Linked DNA regions of Homo sapiens: all the other regions are linked to region 2. The links are chromatin contacts, found by Hi-C or POLR2A ChIA-PET in ENCODE. All regions are on one chromosome and are shown on one strand. Each heading gives the region's core, a stretch centred on a gene start or an enhancer-like site at or near the end of the contact. The rest is flanking DNA. Distances are from core to core; before and after follow the strand shown. Region 1 holds the start of SPAG4 (sperm associated antigen 4). Region 2 holds the start of TRPC4AP (transient receptor potential cation channel subfamily C member 4 associated protein). Region 3 holds the start of CPNE1 (copine 1).

The links. Hi-C counts contacts between places; a loop is a spot of excess contacts on that map. ChIA-PET counts read pairs that join two places held with the same protein, here RNA polymerase II (POLR2A). Pooled maps may share reads with other maps.
Region 1: a map of naive thymus-derived CD4-positive, alpha-beta T cell shows a loop between it and region 2 (18-fold over the local background). The contact joins the promoter of SPAG4 here to the promoter of TRPC4AP in region 2. A Hi-C loop is called at or near these places in 1 of 168 maps with a recorded cell type or tissue (naive thymus-derived CD4-positive, alpha-beta T cell), 1 of 37 single-sample maps with no recorded cell type and 11 of 50 pooled maps. POLR2A ChIA-PET finds 5 or more read pairs at or near these places in 2 of 52 experiments (Caco-2 and PC-3).
Region 3: a loop to region 2 is called in a pooled map, with 5 times the contacts of the local background. The contact joins the promoter of CPNE1 here to the promoter of TRPC4AP in region 2. A Hi-C loop is called at or near these places in 1 of 37 single-sample maps with no recorded cell type and 6 of 50 pooled maps.

Annotation. Positions count from the first base shown.
Region 1 is chr20:35,613,281-35,617,976 of GRCh38, reverse strand. It overlaps SPAG4 (sperm associated antigen 4), which reads right to left and starts at 2,148. Exons shown (of 12, transcript NM_003116.3): 1 at 1,670-2,148; 2 at 737-841; 3 at 391-457; 4 at 137-198. The coding sequence starts at 1,973. RefSeq lists enhancers at 413-462, 1-642, 673-942 and a silencer at 1,373-2,102.
Region 2 is chr20:35,090,186-35,094,617 of GRCh38, reverse strand. It overlaps TRPC4AP (transient receptor potential cation channel subfamily C member 4 associated protein), which reads left to right and starts at 1,811. Exons shown (of 19, transcript NM_015638.3): 1 at 1,811-2,004. The coding sequence starts at 1,837. RefSeq lists a silencer at 1,910-2,039 and an enhancer at 3,566-4,125.
Region 3 is chr20:35,663,642-35,668,107 of GRCh38, reverse strand. It overlaps CPNE1 (copine 1), which reads left to right and starts at 3,208. Exons shown (of 16, transcript NM_152925.3): 1 at 3,208-3,348. RBM12 (RNA binding motif protein 12) reads left to right here and starts at 3,208. Exons shown (of 3, transcript NM_006047.6): 1 at 3,208-3,348. NFS1 (NFS1 cysteine desulfurase) reads left to right here. Exons shown (of 13, transcript NM_021100.5): 13 at 1-56. RefSeq lists enhancers at 3,240-3,289, 2,871-3,375, 3,560-3,669, 3,990-4,039, 3,880-4,385 and 1 more and a silencer at 3,347-3,641.

The DNA.
Region 1 (4,696 bases), core at 899-3,398, 520 kb before region 2:
GGGAGTCTGAGGGGGAATTAGGGGGTTCTGCAGGGGAATGCCAGGAGCTGCAGGACCGAGGATGTAGGAGAAAATGTGCTGGGTTTGCCTCCAAAGCACCCAGGGCAGGGGCTCCAGGGAATTCACTGCCCCTCACCTGACAGAAAGAGGCTCAGCAGCGACACAGCCGTGAACAGGAAGCGGATGGAACAGACCTCCCTGGGGAACCGGAGGGAGGCTGAGGCCCCGACCTGCTCAACCCTCCAGTCCCCACCCCAGGGTCCTAGACCCAGCTCTTGCCAACATGACTCAATCAGATCTGAATCGGCTCAAGCGCCAGCAAGGTTCCGGCCCTGCTCCCCACCCCCTCCAAAGAGCTGTTCCTGGGGCGCCAGCGTCCCTTCCTCTGACCTGTACATGCTGACCAGCACGTCTCCTGCCAGGGATAACAACACGCTCAGCCCCTGGAAGAGCAGGCCTGAGGCCAGGACAGAGGGTCAGAGAGGGGCCCACGGCAGGGAGAGGCGGGGCTCAGCCTGCGTGGTGTCCGGGTTCAGAAGGGGCTTGGGAGGGGCCGGGGGTGGGCCTGGGGCTCAGGAAGAGAGGGTCGGCTAGGATAATTGGATGGGGGCTAGGAATGAGTTGAGGCTCGGAGAGGGGCTCGATACTCAAACGGGGGCCGGGGGCTCAGAGAGAACTGGAGTTCGGAGAGGGGAACCCGAGGGTCAGAGGGGATCGCAGCTGGCCTGGCCCGTACTCAGAAAGCTCTTGAACACCCGCGGGGGAGGCATCTCCTGCCTCAGATCCAGGGTCGGGAGAAGGTCGAGCGGCTCCTCAGAGACTACTGGAGACCCAGTCGGTTCTGCGGGAACCCAAGGGCTCCACTGGGGCCTTGCGGACCACAGACCTATTTTCCCCTCGAGACCGGGCCGCAGATTGCTCAGTCCACAAGCCAGACAGCTGGGAAGTCTCTCACAGGCTTTGGTCCCACCGCAGCCCTATCCCGGCTCCAGCTCCGCCCTCTGAAGCCCCGCCCCTCAGGGAGGCTCCGTCAAGAGTTGGTCTCCTGGCCGGGCGCGGTGGCTCACGCCTGTAATCCCAGCGATTTGGGAGGCCGAGGCGGGCGGATCACCTGAGGTCGGGAGTTCGAGGCCAGCCTGATTAACACGGAGAAACCCCGTCTCTACTAAAAACACAAAAATTGGCCGGGCATGGTGGCGCACGCCTGTAATCCCAGCTACTCGGGAGGCTGAGGCGGGAGAATCGTTTGAACCCGGGAGGCGGAGGTTGCGGTGAGCCGAGATCATGCCATTGCATGGCATGGGCAACAGGAGCGAAACTCCGTTGCAAAAAAAAAAAAAAAAGAGTTGGTCCCTCCCCCAAACGGATGACCCGCCCCCAGCCTTAGATCTTGGTGGAACCCAATTGTCCTGGGAGCCACTCACGCTAACATTGAGGCCGCGCCCCCTCAGTGGCACCCAACCACAAGATTTTCCCCGCCCCTTCCCATAACCGTCCAGGACACCGAGGCTCCGCCCCTTAAGGGATCTCATTTAGCACCATCCCTTTACCCTACAGGACCCACCTTGTAGGAGGTGCCCAGATATCATCTTAGCCCCGTCCCCGCCCAGCACCGCCCTTTAGGCCCCGCCCCCTCCACTGGCTCACCCGGGGTCGACCCCGCCCGCACCCGAGGCCCCGCCCCTCACGGTTGCCGCGCCACAGGCTGTCTGCCAGTTGTGGCTCCGAGGCGCTGGCTTCTGCTGAGAGCTTCCTGCCCATGTGGTTCCTCCGGGCACTCCCGCGCTCAAGGCGGGCTCACCGCAGCTCGGGCCCCGGGCTCTTCTGCCCTCGGGCTCCCCAGGCCCGGGCTCCGCTGACCGGAGCCCTTTGCTGTCCTCCGAGGTGATGCTCATTGAGCTGTTCTCGCTGAAAAAGTTGGGCGTGTGCTTGCGCGAGGACGAGGCCGAGCCCGGGCGGGAGCTTCGCCGCATCCTGACCCCCTGCTGCCTAGTCACTGACGCTAAAGCCGCCGCTGCGGTCGCCAAGGCCCTGGGGCCTCCTTCAGCCGCTGCGCGCCGCGGGGACCCCACGGACCCTGCGTGAAGTCGGCAGGCCCCGCGGCCGCACCTGCCCTCCCGCTGTGTCCCGGCCGGCTGCTGACGTCACAGAGGAGCCTCGGTCTCCGCGGGCTGCCCTGGCCGCGCGTCACGGAGCTGGCCGTGACGTCACCTGGAGCCGTAGCCATGGCAGCCTCTCCTTCTGACTTTGTTGTTGTTTAAGAGACAGGGTCTTTCTCATTGCCCAGGCTGGAGTGCAGTGGCCTGATCATAGCTCATTGTAACTTCGAACTCCTAGGCTCAAGCGATCCTCCCGCCTCGGCCTCCCAAAGCGCTGGGAGTACAGGCGTCAGCCACCGCGCCCGGCCTCTTTTACAGCAAGCGATGATGTCACAGCACTTCCCAGAAAACCCCATCTAAAATGGCACTCAGTCTATAACAGTTTTTTTCTTTCTTTCTTTCTTTCTTTCTTTCTTTCTTTCTTTCTTTCTTTCTTTCTTTCTTTCTTTCTTTTTTTTTTTTTTTTGAGATGGAGTCTCATTCTGTTGCCCAGGCTGGAGTGCAATGGCGCGATCTTGGTCCACTGCAACCTCCGCCTCCCGGGTTCAAGCGATTCTCCCGCCTCAGCCTCCTGAGTGGCTGGGATTACAGACATGCACCACCATGCCTGGCTAATTTTGTATTTTTAGTAGAGACGGGGTTTCTCCATGTTAGTCAGGCTGGTCTTGAACTCCCGATCTCAGGTGATCCACCCGCCCCGGCCTCCTAAAGTGCTGGGATTACAGGCATGAGCCACTGCGCCCAGCATTTTTATTTTTATTTTATTTTTATTTTTTGAGACAGAGTCCTGCTGTGTCGCCCAGGCTGGAGGGCAGTAGTGCAATCTCGGCTCAGTGCAACCTCCGCCTCCCGGGTTCAAGCGATTCTCCTGCCTCAGCCTCCCGAGTAGTTGGGATTACAGACACCCGCCATCATGCCTGGCTAATTTTTGTATTTTTGTAGAGACGGGGTTTTACCATGTTGGCCAGGCTGGTCGTGAACTCCTGACCTCAGGTTATCCGCCTGCCTGGGGCTCCCAAAGTGCTGGGATTACAGGAGTCAGCTACTGCGCCTGGCCTCTTTTAAAGCAAGTGATGACGTCACAGCACTTCCTAGAAAACCCCATCTAAAATTGCACTTAGCAAATACCAGTTTCTATCCCCCTTCCCTGTTTTGTTTTTCTCCTCAGCACGTGTCACTAACATGCTATATATTTCATTTCTCTCTTTCTTTGAGATGGAGTCTCGCTCTGTTGCCCAGGCTGGAGTGCAGTGGCATGATCTCAGCTCACTGCAACCTCCATCTCCCGGCCTCAAGCAATCCTCCCGCCTCAGCCTCCCGAGTAGCTGGGACTACAGGCTTGCGCCACCACACCCAGCTAATTTTTGTATTTTTTGTAGAGATGGGGTCTCGCTATGTTGCCCAGGCTGGTCTTCAACTCCTGAGCTTGAGTGATCCACCCACTTCTGCCTCCCAAAGTGCTGGGATTACAGATGTGAGCCACCATGCCTGGCCCATTTATTTATTTCCTTATTGCCTGCCATGCCCACTAGAACATAAACTTAATCAGGGCACAGATTTTCATTCACTACTGTATCCTCCAGCACCTAGATAAGCCTAGCATGTAGTAGGTGCTCAAATATTTGCAAATAATGAATGTTAAGAAGGAGCAGGGCATCACTCAGGGCACTTCTAAATACTTAGTCCCCTTTGCTCTGCAAGCCCTTCAGCCCCCTCCTCTCATCCTAGACATCAGGTCAGAGAGCTCATTCAGGATCTGTGGGTCCCTCCTCCAGACCCATTTTTCCCAGGGGTCTGTGGGTTGAGAATTCAGCACCCACCAATCGTCATACCCACACTCAGGCTGCACACCTGAGCCATGGAGGAAAGAATGAGGAATCAGATGGTCACAGCCAGAAGACTAGAGGTCCCCAAACTCTTGCTATGTAACAGAATATCAGTGCAGCTTATAGAAATTCAGCTTCCCAGGCACACCTTGTGATTCTACTGCAGATACTGCAGAATTTCTGAGTTGGCCCAGGAATGTGCTTTTGTTTTGTTTTTGTTTATTTTTTAGGCAGAGTCTTGCTCTGTGGCCAGGCTGGAATACAATGGTACGATCTCGGCTCACTGCAACCTCTGCCTCCTGGGTTCAAGCAATTATCCCGCCTCAGCCTCCAAAATAGCTGGGATTACAGGCATGTGCCACCACACCTGGCTAACTTTTTTTTTTTTTGTATTTTTAGTAGAGACGGGATTGCACTATGTTGGCTAGGGTGGTCTCGAACTCGGGACCTCAGGTGATTCGCCCACCTCGGCCTCCCAAAGTGCTGGGATTACAGGTATGAGCCACTGTGCCCGGCTGGAGTGTGCATTTTTAACAACCACATTTGTGATCCTGGTTAAAGACCACATTTTGGGGCCAGGCTTGGTGGCTCACGCCTGCAATCCCAGCACTTTGAGAGGTTGAGGTGGGCGAATCACCTGATGTGAGGAGTTTGAGACCAGCCTGGCCAACATGGTGAAACCCCATCTCTACTAAAAATACAAAAATTAGCCGGGCGTGGTGGCCCGTGCCTGTAGTCCCAGCTACTTGGGAGGCTGAGGCGGGAGAATCA
Region 2 (4,432 bases), core at 562-3,061:
AAATATCTCCTGACTGTAACTTCTTTGGCTATTTTTTTTTTTTTTTCTGAGATGGAGTCTCATCCTGTCATCAAACTGGAGTGCAGTGGCGTGATCTCGGCTCACTGTGACCTCTGTCTCCAGGGTTCAAGTGATTCTCCTGCCTCAGCCTCCCAAGTAGCTGGGACTACAGGTGCATGCCACCACGCCCAGCTAATTTTTGCATTTTTAGTAGAGATGGGGTTTCACCATGTTGGCCAGGCTGGTCTCGAACTCCTGACCTCATGATCTGACTACCTCGGCCTCCCAAAGTGCTGGGATTACAGGTGTGAGCCACTGGGATTACAGGTGTGAGCCACTGCACCCGGCTGAGTTTATTTTTGTATAATGTGAGAGATGAGGATCCAGTTTCATTCTTCTGCATGTGGCTTGCCAGTTATCACCAGCTGTTGAATAGGGTGTCCTTTCCCCACTTTATGTTTTTGTTTGCTTTATCGAAGATCAGTTGGCTATAAGTATTTGGTTTTATACTGTGTTCTCTATTCTGTTCCATTGGTCTATGTGCCTATTTTTATACCAGTACCATGCTGTTTGGGTGACTATGGCCTTATTGTATAGATTGAAGTCAGGTAATGTGATGCCTCCAGATTTATTCTTTTTGCTTAGTCTTGCTTTGGACATGCAGGCTCTTTTTTGGTTCCATATGATTTTTAGGATTCTTTTTTCTAGTTCTATGAAGATGGATGGTGAGTCTACTCCTTTTAGATGGGGTGTGAGGATGGTAACCATAGTGCCAGTTCACCTGGGAGAGTCACTTTTATGCCTACCGTCCCGGTGTAATTATTTATTGTGTCTTTTCATTCTTTAAAGTGTTCTGGTTTGAGCAGTAAGTTACAGTCATCTTAGTTATGAGTCACAATCTTCACCATTCCCTGTTACATCACACTTAGCTCTCCTCTTTCATTTTTATTACAGGCCCCCTGCTAGGAAGGGAAAAAGTGTGTGTGTGTTGGGTGGGGGGAGTCAGTGCCATCCTGCCACAGAAGTTAGCTGAAAAAATGAGTATTAGAGACAACATGCTATCTGGTGGATAGAAATTAGGACAGGGTTTTCATCTGACAGAGAATATGATGTCACAATTTACTAATCCCTTTCCCTTCCATTATTTAATTTCACAACAACCTACCCAGTTACACAACTTATCCAGTTTGAGACTGCGTTTCTTTGTGTATGGATCTGCTGTCTTCCCCTGTAACCTGCATTTCGTGATAAAGGATCCCAGGCCGTTCTGCTCACCACTGTATCCCAGACACCCTCCCTTTCCCCTAGACATGGTTTGGTGTCGGGCGCAGAGAAAGCCCCAGGAACTACGATTGATCAGGCTCCCAGAATCTATAGATGGAGTGACCTGACGAGGACACAGGCGCAGTGGCAGAGCGCGATGACTTGGTCGATGTCCGCGGTGAGTCACGTGTAGAGAGAAGCAGGCAGGAAGCGGACTCGAGGGCCTGACTCCTGACCTGAAGCCCAGGATCATTTCTTGGCCAGCTGCCTGCATCCTGCCCAAATCGGCGAGAGAAATGGGAGAATGTGGACCTTGGGAGATTTCGCCGAAATGCTGGGCCCGGGGGCCAGAGAAACCGGCAGTGCAGGAAAGGCCACATCTCTTTTCCCACCTACCCCGCTGCCGCGCAGGACTACAATTCCCAGTAGCCTCCACGCCGCACACGGTCCCTGCCACGCGGCTTGCGCCTCCGCCGACGGCCCACTGGGGGCGCTGCGGCGACCCCTCCGCCGCCCCGTAGAAATCTCCGCGGCCCCGAGGCCGCTTGCTTCCTGTTTGTCCGACGAGGAGACATGGCGGCGGCGCCGGTAGCGGCTGGGTCTGGAGCCGGCCGAGGGAGACGGTCGGCAGCCACAGTGGCGGCTTGGGGCGGATGGGGCGGCCGGCCGCGGCCTGGTAACATTCTGCTGCAGCTGCGGCAGGGCCAGCTGACCGGCCGGGGCCTGGTCCGGGCGGTGCAGGTACGAGGCTGGACCAGGAGGGGCGGGGCGGGGCGGACCAGGCGGGAGCTGGCGGGGGGCCGGGGAAGAGGCCTTTCCAGGCCGCCGCTGGACGGGCCAAAGCCCTTTTGGCTGGCCGGAAGGCCTCCCTGTGAGCTGCCCGGACGCTCTCAGCTGCAGCGGGGCCGTGGGAAGCAGCTGGCTTGATGTCCCTTGTCAGGGGCCGAGCGGGGCTGGGCTGCTGTGGACACTGATGGCGTGTACGAACCCTGGGCCCAGTTTCTGGATCCTCCCTTCTTTGCGCCACGTCTACACGTCTGGGGGACCCTGTCGTGTTTGTTTTAGCCTCTGTGGGCCTCGAGTTTATCCCGTGTATTGGGCGTGGGGGAGGGGGTCATCATTGCAGCCCCCAAATGGTTCCCGAGCATTTCATAAATGTCATTTTCTCAGGCCTTTCCTTGACACTCTTTCCTTCCCCTTTCTAAAGTAGGTCCCCATTGTTATTCTGTCACAGCCGCGAATTCGTTTCGTTTACATTACTTTCTTAGTCTATAATTTCGTATTTCTTTGTTGTCTGCCTTTTTCTCGCCCGTCTCCCACATTAGGCTGAGTTCCAGCGGGTGCAGAGACTATATCTGGTTTGCTAGTGTAGAGCGTCACGGTTAAGAGGGACTCTGGAGTCAGGCCTGGGTTCAAAGCCCTGCTCCTCTCTCTTGCTTGGGCAGGTGACCTTTCTGTGCCTCAGTTTCCTCACTTGTAAGATGAAGATGAGAATTAGTAACCTACCTTTTAAGATTGTTGTGGAGATCAAAGGGGGCAATTGTGTAAAGCATTAGTGCATTTCTGGTGCATACTAAGGGCTGAAGGTAGTTAATATTAAGCATCTGACTTATAACAGGTGCCCAACATATGATTATTGTTATTTTTGAGTGAGCGAAGGACACTGCTTTAGGGTAAACCAGGTTGAATAGGACCTAGTCCACTACTTCTTCCACCCTCCCCCACCCCGAACCTTGCTAACACCTGTAAAACATTAGCTTTATTTAAAGACAGCTTTTTCATAAAAAGTTTGAAGGATACTCAAGAAACTGATAAAGTGGTTGGTGGGAGTGAGGTGGGAATTGGGCTAAAGGGGGAGAAAATGGGAGTGAGACTTTTCACAGTGTAACTTTATTTAAATTTAATTTGAATATCACTTCCTCAAATGACGAAAAGGATAGAATAAAATAAAGGCTAGGGGGTCTGTGTGTATGGAGGACTGTGGACGAAAGGAGCAGTTGTGAGTGAGAAATGTTTTCCTGGCCATCACACAACCATAGATGAGCAGCCTTTTTCCCCCTTGTGTTCTTAAGACCTGACTTAAGACCCTGTAATCCCAGCACTTTGGGAGGCCGAGGCAGGCAGATCGCTTGAATCCAGGAATTCGAGACCAGCCCAGGCAACACGGCAAAATCCTGTGTCTCCAAAAATTTAGCCGGGCATGGTGGTGGTGTGTGCCTGTGGGGAGGCTGAGGTGGGAGGATTACCTGAGCCTGGGAGGCGGAGATTGACAGAGTGAGACCCTGTCTCAAAAAAAAAAAAAAATCCTAGAAATACTTGCTCTTTCCTTCTTAAGCTAAGATACCTTACCGAGCTGGGTGTGTAGAGACAGGCAGAAAGAGGACTAACTTTTAGTGAGCACATAACCTTTAGAAAAAGTACGGTACAAGGCATATGTTATCTTTAATCCTCAAGCTTTTGAGTTATGCTTCAAGACTCATTTCTTAATATGGATGAGGAAACTGAGGCTCAGAGAGGTTAGATGATATGTTCCTAAACACCCATCCTGATAATCAGTGTTCTGAGAATAATAGGGAGCCACAGAAGTTCTTTAGCATGATAAATGAGGCAATTTAGGCAACTTAATTTGTTTCCAGTGCTGAATGACTTAGAATGGGAGGAGCCTAGAAAAGCCCACCAGAGGCTGGGCACAGTGGCTCATTCCTGTAATCCCAGTGCTTTGGGAGGTCGAGGCGGGTGGATCATCTGAGGTCAGGAGTTTGAGACCAGCCTGGCCAACATGGCGAAGCCCCGTCTCTACTAAAAATACAAAAATTAGCCGGGCGTGGTGGTAAGCACCTGTAATCCCAGCTACTCTGGAGGCTGAGGCAGGAGAATTGCTTGAACCTGGGAGGTGGAGGTTGTGAGCTGAGATCACGCCACTGCACTCCAGCCTGGGTGACATAGTGAGACTTCATCTCAAAAAAAAAAAAAAAAAGCTCACCAGATACAAGGCTGCTGGAATATTCTGGAGCCACAAAAGCAAGGCAGGTTATTGTGGTAACTGATGGTTGTATATAGGTGTGGGAGCTATTTCAGAAGTTGAAGTAGAGACCCCCTGCCTGGAGCTATAGTGAGGATAAAATGGGGACCTTCATCTTTCAAATATTTCTTTTCTTAGTTTTTTTTT
Region 3 (4,466 bases), core at 1,959-4,458, 570 kb before region 2:
AGAGTTGTAGATCTATTACCAGTTTTCCTCTAATTAAAAAGTCTTACATAAAACTATGCTAATTTGGCTGGGTGTGGTGGGTCACACCTGTAATCCCAGTACTTTGGGAGGCGAAGGTGGATGGATTGCTTGAGCTCAGGAATTCAAGACTAGCCTGGGCAACATGGCAAAACCTTTACTCTACAAAAAAATACAAAAATTATCTAGGCGTGGTGGTGCCCACCTGTAGTCCAAGCTATTTGGGAGGCTGAGGTGGGAGGATCGCTTCAGCCCGTGAGATCAAGGTTGCAGTGAGCCTTGATCGCACCACTGTATTCAAGCCTGAGCGACAGAGTGAGACCCTGTCTCAAAAACAACAATAGGCTGGGTGCTGTGGCTCATGCCTGTAATCCCAGAACTTTGGGAGGCTGAGGTAGGCAGATCACGTGAGGTCAGGAGTTTGAGACCAGCCTGGCCAACATGGCGAAACCCTGTCTCTACTAAAAATACAAAAATTAGCTGGGCATGGTGGTGGGTGCCTGTAATCCCAGCCACTTGGGAGGCTGAGGCACAAGAATAGCTTGAACCCTGGAGGCAGAAGTAGCAGTGAGCCGAGGTGGCAGTGAGCCGGGATGGTGCCACCACACTCCAGCCTAAGCAACAGAGCAAGACTCCGTCTCAAAAAACAAGGCCAGGCGCGGTGGCTCATGCCTGTAATCCCAGCACTTTGGGAGGCGGAGGGAGGTGGATCACGAGGTCAGGAGATGGAAACCATCCTGGCTAACACGGTGAAACCCCCGTCTCTACTAAAAATACAAAAAATTAGCCGGGCGTGGTGTCACGCACCTGTAGTCCCAGCTACTTGGGAGGCTGAGGCAGGAGAATTGCTTGAACCTGGAGGTGGAGGTTGCAGTTAGCTGAGATTGTGCCACTGCACTCCAGCCTAGATGACAGAGTGAGACTCTGTCTCAAAAAAAAAAAAAAAAAACAACAAAAGAAAACTATGGTACATTTGTCAAAACTTAGAGGTTAACATTGGTATATTAGTATTAATGAAACGTGATTTTCTAAAATTATTAAAGATTTTTTTATAGAGACTGGGCCTGTGTTGCTCAGGCTGGTCTTGAAGCAATCCTCTTGCCTCTTGGCCTCCCAAAATGCTGGGATTACAGGTGTGAGGCACTATGCCCGGCCTAAACTTCAGATTTTATTCAGCTTTCACCAGTTTTCCTGTCTTTTTTCTGTTCCAGGATCCAACCCTGGATGCTACATTGCATTTAGTAGGTTTTGTTTTTAATGGACTATGTTTTACCTACACAGAGCAAACCTATAAAAACCTATAAAGCATAGGTTTAGTTTAACAGTGTGGCCTGGTTTTCCAACTTGCTGTTTTTGGCATACTGGGCTAGCACCAGTCCAGTCTGCCATAGAAATCCCGAAAGGTTGTTGGAATTGTGATAATTTCAACCTTTTTTTTCTTTTTTTTAAGTGATAGGGTCTTGCTCTTGTTACCTGAGCTAAAGTGCAGTGATGCAATCATAGCTCACTGCAGCCTCGGACTCCTGGGCTCAAGGGATCCTCCTGCCTCTAACTCCCGAGTAGCTAGGACTACAGACTTAAGCCACCACATCCAGCTTTTAATTAGCAGGGGCATGAAGTTCGGGGGGCTAGGCCCAAAGCGGCTTGAGAACAGCTTTCTTTTTTTTTTTTTTTGAGATGTAGTCTCGCTCTCCTGATGGTCTCCATCCCCTGACCTCGTGATCCTCCCACCTCGGCTTCCCAAAGTGCTGGGATTACAGGCGTAAGCCACCACGCCCAGCCAGAGAATAGCTTTTTCTATAATAAAATAATACTATAGTGAAGCCGTGGAGGGGTCACGATGGATTTAATTTTTTTTTTTTTTTTGAGACGGAATCTTGCTCTGTCGCCTAGGCTGGAGTGCTATGGCGTTATCTTGGCTCACTGTAACCGCCACCTCCCGGATTCAGGCGATTCTCCTGCCTCAGCCACCCTGGTAGCTGGGACCACAGGCGCCAGCCAGCACGCCCAGCTAATGTTTGTATTTTTAGTAGAGACGAGGTTTCGCCATGTTGGCCATGCTGGTCTTGAACCCCTGACCTCAGGTAATCCGCCCGCCTCGGCTTCCCAAAATGCTGGGATTACAGGCGTGAGCCACTGCGCCCTGCCCTAGATTAAAACTCTTTTTTTGTTTTTTTTTCTGAGACGAAGTTTCGCTTTTGTCATCCAGGGTGGAGTGCAATGGCGCCATCTGGGCTCACTGCAACCTCCACCTCCCGGGTTCAAGCGATTCTCCTGCCTCAGCCTCCCAAGTAGCTGGGACCACAAGCACCGCCACCACACCCAGCTAGTTTTTGTATTTTTAGTAGAGGCTGGGTTTTGCCTTGTTGGCCAGACCGGTCTCGAACTCCTGACCTCATGATCCGCCCTTCTCGGACTCCCAAAGTGCTGGGATTATAGGCGTGAGCCACCGCGCTCGGCCTGTATAAACTTTTTTTTTTTTTTTTTTTTTTTTTGAGATGGAGTCTTGCTCTTTCGCCCAGGCCGGAGTGCAGTGGCGCAATCTCGGCTCACTGCAAGCTCCGCCTCCCAGGTTCACGCTATTCTCCTGCCTCAGCCTCCCGAGTAGCTGGGACTACAGGTGCCCGCCACCACGCCCGGCTAATTTTTTGTATTTTTTAGAAGAGACGGGGTTTCACCGTGTTAGCCAGGATGGTCTCGATCTCCCGACCTCGTGATCCGCCCGCCTCGGCCTCCCAAAGTGCTGGGATTACAGGCGTGAGCCACCGCGCCCGGCCCCCGGCCTGTATAAACTCTTAAATGGGAAAAAAGAATCAGGTTTTGGCTGTTTTGTCAGGATATAATAACTAGCCACCACGTTGTGGTCCATTTAATCCTCAAAAAACTTAGAGGTAAGCACAATTCGCTCCTTCCGCGGAAACTGGAAGACGTGAAGCAATTTGCACAGTCTTGCAGTGAAGGGCCAAGCTAGACACTCATACCCAGCCCACCCGCCAGGGCCACTAGCCCAAGGTCGGTCCTGTGCGCCAACAGTCGCAAGCAGGGACTGAATATCCCCCTCTTAGCACAAAACCCAGTAACTTCCGGGAGATCGCCCGAGACCGTCAGCGCGCTTGCGCGGCCCCTTGACGTCAACCACGCCGTTCCTCCCCCTTCTGGAACGCGGAGCCGCTGAGCGGGCCGACGGCCATTTTGTGAAGCGGCGAAGGAGGTGGTGGCTGCGTTGGGCTCCGGGAAGCCGTTCGGGCTGGGGCTGTCGGCCGCGGGGCGGAGGCACTCGCGCGGGGGGTAATTCGGGGTCTGGGTTCTGGTGCCGCGCAGCTTTCCCCGGTAAGACTCCCGCAGCCCCTGAACGGGTGGGGCTGTGCGGGGCTCGTGGTGCCCCTTGGTGGCCCGGGGCGGGGCCTTCGGAGGCCTTCGAGCCCGCGGCAACTAGCGCCCCACACAAAGGGTCGAGGCAGGGCTGCAGGGGGAGTGGGATGCCACTTAGGCCTCTGAGATCTGAGAGGATGCAAGGAGGACGCAAGAGGATGAGCCTGCGTACCGAAGTGGGGACGAGGCCATAGCGAGGACTCCCCCGTGGTCTGAGAGGGGGCAGGCCAGAGCTGGCTGGCTCAGCGGCCTGCGAGCTAACGGGGACTGCAGTAAAAACACGCCTACATCCCGAGTACGGAGGATTTCTTGTCTCCCCCAGTGAAGCAGAGGTTATAACTACATCTCTGTGCCTGGAGGTGGGGAGATAATCGTAGTGAGGACACTCCTTCAACCCGAAATGGAAAGGAGGCCTTTGTGGCCTACCAGCAAAAGGGGACCCAGGTCACACCTGTGGGGAGGAAGCTGTAGTCGGTACACTCCTGTGAGTTCAGAAAGGAAGTGTCACAACCGGCCGCCTTCGTGGCCTGAAGGTGGAGGGGTTTGCAGTGAAATGCCTCCGAGGTCCATTGCTGGGGAGGGGCTTTACTCGAGGGTGTAGCAGTTTTGAGAAGCCGGCGTCTGAAGCTAGGAGGTGAGGGGGTGGGGTGAGTACGCCTCCTGAGGCTCTGAGAATTGTAGTAAGATGCCAGGCCTTTGGTCCCCCAGTAGGGAAGGGGCTGCTGTGAGCAGCACATTTACGGCTCCCTCGGGAGAGGATCCTGTGGCATTTCAGGAGGACGAGATCCAGTGGGCTGCGGAGGGTGGGTGCTTTTGATGGAGAGTTAATTGAGTTTCTCTGAAGCTTGGCTGCATTAGTTTGCAGCCACGTGAATTGGGTGGTGGGAGGGACTTTGAGGATCTACAGGTTAGTGACGGGGTTGGACGCCAGTGCAGCAGGCTTAGCTGCTAGGTTGTAAACGTACGGGCTTTTTGTGTGCCTCCAACGTGTGCTTTATAGTGACAAATCTGAGGGGCTCTTGTGAGGGTTACTCAGTATTAAGTGCTAAACATTTACTCATCTGCGTGGTGTCATG